Linked DNA regions of Homo sapiens: region 2 is linked to region 1. Evidence: read pairs that join two places in POLR2A ChIA-PET (ENCODE). Cell type or tissue: Panc1. All regions are shown on one strand.

Region 1 (2,500 bases):
GCACTGCTGTGGACCTGAGAAGTTCTAAACTATCCAGATGTTTTTCCTCATGTGCATGTGAATCTGGAAACCATCCCGGTCCTTTGGCTGGAGGAGCACAGATAGATTCACATCTGGGCAGCAGGCGAGAGATTGACGAAGACCAGAGCTCAGAGTCAGAAAAACTGGGGTCAAGTCTCGGCCATGACCTTTTTTCTTGGTGTGTCTTTGGCCAGCCCTGTGACCTTCCTGGGTCTCGATCTTCTCATCTAGAACATGGGGCCTTTATTCCAGCTCTGCTGAGCTGTTGTGAGGATGGGATGAGGAGCGCATGGGAGAGTGCTTTGTGAAGCGCTATTTAACAACACCGTTCAAATCCAGTCCCATTTGTTACTCGGCATTTTCAGGGTGGAGCAGCAGTGCGGACGCAGGTGGGAGTGCCTCCTCCTCTTAGAGAGCCTTGGCTTTTTGTCTGAAGGTCAGGGGCCACTGTGGCTGGCTGGGACATGGAAGCCTTGGCTCCAGGCCACCTTGGCAGGGCTGCATTCTGTCAATGACTAGAGGATACTGACCTGGATGCTGGGACTCTTCAGCCTCTAAAGGGTTGCAGATGCTTGGACAGGGGCTGTGCCTGTGCCAGATGCCACCAGGCAGCTTCCTTCATGGAGTCTGAATTGGACAGAGTGGTGGACTTTAACTCAGACCATTGTCCAGTCAGCCCCAGAAAGGAGCCAGGAGTACAGGCAGGGAGGACTAGGGCCACGGAATCGAGACAGGACAGAAGTTGACAGTCTGGGCTCCGGGCCTGGTTCCACCCCACCCAAAGCCAGCCGCGGGATCCAGGCAGTCCCTCAGTGTTCATGTTCTCATCTGTAGGGAGACTGTATTACTATGTGTCACCCTGACCTGTGTGGGGAGGTGTCACACACAACAAAGAAAAAAGGCAGAACCATAAAACTCAGTTATGACCCAGGCTTGAGGAAGGGGAAGAAGAGGAGCTGTTCTCAGCCTCAACCCCACACTTTGGTGGTGCTAGGCCTGATTACTTCCTCTTTCTGCTCCAGGCATTGGGGTGGGTAGAGCCAGGTGTCCCTCCCTCTGATGCTCCTGAGGTCCTTGTTCCCAGTCCAGGGCCTGCAGCCCTAGCTCTCAGCCTGTTCTGGTCCAGCTGCAGCTTGACTCAGTTCCGGCCTGGTGGCAGGGTCATGTTGCTGACAGCCCAGAACCTGGCTGGGTACCCATTGTCCCATGTCCAGCTCATGGCCAATCTCTGTTTCAGCCCTAATCATGGGCAGTAGATGATGCTATTGGGGGTCATTCATTTTGGCCTGACACAATTTGGAGAAACAAAGTGAAATCAGTTGTGTTGAATCCTGACTCTGGGGCTCAGTTTCCCCATCTGAAGTATGGGAACCACATCACCCACTTTGCTGAACTCTTGCAGGGGTTGGAAACAGTGTAGAGTACAGAGTGGGCTTTCACAGAATGGAAACTTTGGTCCCTTTCCTGTGACCTTTGTCCCACTGCTTCTAGCTGGGCCTTGCACTTACCAGCTGGGTCCACCAGGTGGTCACTATCACGACTGCCTGGTACTGGCAGGTGGCTGGGCTTCCTCCTGCTCTGGCCCAGCCCTGCCTGTACCCTGAGCTCCCACCACCCAGCCCCTTATCCTCCCTGCAGCCTCCGTCACTTGAGGAAAGTCACCAAAACCGGCTTCCTCTGTGCCTCTTACCTTTCCAGTAAAGTTCTTTCTGTGCCCAGCTAGACCTTCTCTTGCCAGAGGGAAATGGGAACAGTTTGGGCCCAGAGAGTCAGTGGGAGGGAGGTTCCTACGGAGCGCCCTTGTATATACCGCACTGGGCCATATTGTAGTTTTCTGTTGGGTGTCTTTCTTCCCTACCTCAGGGACAGTTATCTTTGCATTAATCTTTGCATGTCCAGAGACTTATAGTGTCTGACAGTATACTCTTCTCGGCAGAGTATAGCACGTTTGTAGCACGTTCTTTGAATGGAAAGCATGCTGAGTTCAAGGTAACTCTTTTCCAAAGCTGGTCGTACCTTGACTTAGCTTTTTGGTCTCGGGCCTCAGTTTCCTCATCTATTACTTAGCCCCCCAATCTTGTAATTCTCTGATTTAGATCTGGCTGCTCAGCCAGCTGCGGAACCTGCTTCCTGCGAGTGGAGGAAGGAGTTATCCCAAGTGTGACTGATGAAGTTATGCAGAGGGGAGTGCTTAGCAAGCACCCTTCCACAGGCAAAGGCCAGCTGCTGCTCACCTGTTGCGAAGCAGGCAGGGCAGGGGGTGGCTGCCGCATCTCCCCTTTGGGTGATGTCAGGACCTTTGCTAGGAATCTGCTCACAGCTTTCCTCATCCACAGTGGTTCCTGATCACCTAGCTAAATTTTAGCAGGGACCAGATGATCATGTCCCCGTCTTCCCCAGCCTTGCCCCAGAAGCTCACACCCAGGACCCAGGCCCTGCCCAGCACACATGTGAGGCTGGGGGAGTACCTTTTAGAACA
Region 2 (2,500 bases), 170 kb before region 1:
AATGCCTGGGAAGAGGTAGACGTTTCGGACGGAGACCAGAGGGAATCTGAAAGGTTGACCAGTGCAAGGATCTGTGCCATAATGCAGGCGGGCAGAGGAGGGCACCAATGATAGCTTCTCCCAGCCTTCCCCTCCTAGGGCTTTGGTGGCTGCTTCCAACTTGGGGTGTGGCTTCAGCTCATCTCCAAAGGCCTGTGCCACTGCCTCAAAGGTCACATCATCATGAGTGGGGCCGATGCCCCCTGCTGTGAGGACATGGGTGAAGCGGTTGGAGAAAGAAGTGACCTCAGCTGCAATGGTGGCTACCTCATCAGGTACAACTGAGACTCGGCAAACCTGGACCCCTAGGGAGCGCAGTGTCCGGCACAGAAAGAAGGTGTTGGTGTCCTGAGTGTGTCCCTGGGGGTTGAAGGGGAAGATGAGGCCATCAGTACTGTAGGGATGAAGGGGAGGGGTTGAAGATGATGGCTGCATCCACCTGATGATGCAGTGCTCTGCTCTTTGAAGGACACCACCTCAGGCTGCTGAGGGGCCTGGACTGGACACAAGAGTGGGAAAATCCATTTGTTTGGTTTTAAAGCTGGGTCTCTGTCACCCAGGCTGGAGTATAGTGGCTCAGTCACAGTTCACTGCAGCCTCAACCTCCTGGCTTCAAGGGCCACCCCAGCCTTCCGAGTAGCTGGGACTACAGGCGCGTGCCACCACATTCAGCTCATTTTAAATTTTTTTTGTAGAAATGGGGTCTTGCCATGTTGCCCAGGCTGGTGTTGAATTCCTGGTCTCAAGTGATCCTCCTGCCTCAGCCTCCCAAAGTGCTGGAATTATAGGTGTGAGCCACCACGCCTGGCCTGCTTTCTTCTTTCTGTCCCCACTGCCACCAAGCAGGTCCTTAGCACCTTTCACCTGGACAATGGCGACAGCTTCCTGGCCAGGCTCCCAGCCTCCAGCCACAGTGCTCTGATGTCTCCGGAGTAACCGTTTTAATGCGTCACTGTGATTGCATCACTCTTGGACTCAAAAGCCATTTGTTGTTTCCAACTGTATACAGAAGAAAGTTCAAATTCCTTTGCAGAGTATTTGGGGCTGTCTGTGGCGTATACCCTATCTTCTTTTCCAGCCCCATCTCCCTCTAATTGTCTACAAAGGGTTTAGTGGTTAAGGGTCTGTGTTCTGATGGCCGGGCATGGTGGCTCATGCCTGTAATTCCAGCCCTTTGGGAGGTGGAGTGGGGTGGCTCGCTTGAGCTCAGAAGTTCGAGACCAACCGGCACAGTATGGTAAAACCCCATCTCTACAAAAAAATACAAAAATTAGCGGGGCGTGGTGGCGCATGCCTGTAGTCCCAGCTACTTGGGAGGCTGAAGTGGGTGGGCTGCTTGAGCCTGGGAGGCAGAGACTGCAGTGAGCCGAGATCATGCCACTGTACTCCAGCCTGGGTGACAGGGACCCTGTCACCAAAGGAAAAAAAAAAAAGGGTCTGTGTTTTGGAGTAAGGGAGCATCAGGCATTAGGCTGGAATCCCATCTCTACAACTTCCTAGGTATGTAACCCTGGGCAGGTTTCTCAACCTCTCTGACCCCCAGTTTCATCAATTGGGATTTTTTGCCGACCAGGTGTGGTGGCTCACGCCTGTAATCCCAGCATTTTTGGAGGCTGAGGTGGGAGGATTGCTTGAGCCTAGGAGTTTGAGACCAGCCTGGGCAACATGGTGAAACCCTGTCTCTACAAAAAAATACAAAAAATTAGCTCTAGCCTAGGCGACAGTGAGACTTTGTCTCAAAAAAAAAAAAAAAAAAAAAAGGGTGGGGGGCTGGGCAAGGTTGCTCATGCCTGTAATCCCATCACTTTGGGAGGCTGATGTGGGAGAATTGCTTGAGGCTGGCCTGTTTAACATAGCGAGAACCCCGTTTATAAAACAAATGCACACAGAAAAATAAAATTTTAAAGAAGAAAAAAAGTGCCAACTTCGTGGGATTTTTGTGTGGGGTTGTTGTGAAGATTAGTAAAATCACATATATGTGATGTATAGGACACTACCAGACTCTAGTAGGCACTTAAAATATAGGGGTCACCAGCCTGGCCAAAATGGTGAAACTCTGTCTCTACTAAAAATACAAAAAATTAGCCAGTCGTGGTGGCGGGCGCCTGTAGTCCCAGCTACTCGGGAGGCTGAGGCAGGAGAATGGCGTGAACCCGGGAGGCGGAGCTTGCAGTGAGCCGAGACCGCGCCACTGCACTCCAGCCTGGGTGACAGAGCGAGACTCCGTCTCAAAACAAACAAACAAAAACCCCACAAAAATTAGCCAGGCGTGGTGGCGGGTGCCTGTAATCTCAGCTACTCGGGAGACTGAGGTGAGATAATTGCCTGAACCTAGGAGGCAGAGGTTGCAGTGAGCTGAGATTGCGCCATTTGCGCTCCAGCGTGAGCAGCAGGAGCGAAACTCCGTCACACACACACACACACACACACACACACACACACACAGCCGGGCGCAGTGGCT

Evidence for each region. Peaks named below come from ENCODE experiments on the same cell type or tissue, not always from the same donor. Only the 100,000 strongest peaks of a DNase experiment are listed, where the experiment ranks them.
Region 2: POLR2A ChIA-PET joins it to region 1 with 6 read pairs; 3 of 35 experiments call an interaction of 5 or more read pairs at or near these places.

Annotation. Positions count from the first base shown.
Region 1 is chr1:154,818,852-154,821,351 of GRCh38, reverse strand. The region is part of intron 2 of KCNN3 (potassium calcium-activated channel subfamily N member 3); the gene reads left to right. Among named protein-coding and RNA genes, the nearest start is that of KCNN3, 50 kb to the left of the region's middle. In Panc1, no CTCF peak of the experiment used is centred here; a DNase peak (open chromatin) is centred at 1,511.
Region 2 is chr1:154,986,004-154,988,503 of GRCh38, reverse strand. FLAD1 (flavin adenine dinucleotide synthetase 1) reads right to left here. Exons shown (of 7, transcript NM_025207.5): 2 at 1-399. Among named protein-coding and RNA genes, the nearest start is that of FLAD1, 3.9 kb to the right of the region's middle. RefSeq lists an enhancer at 2,203-2,500. In Panc1, no CTCF peak of the experiment used is centred here; no DNase peak of the experiment used is centred here.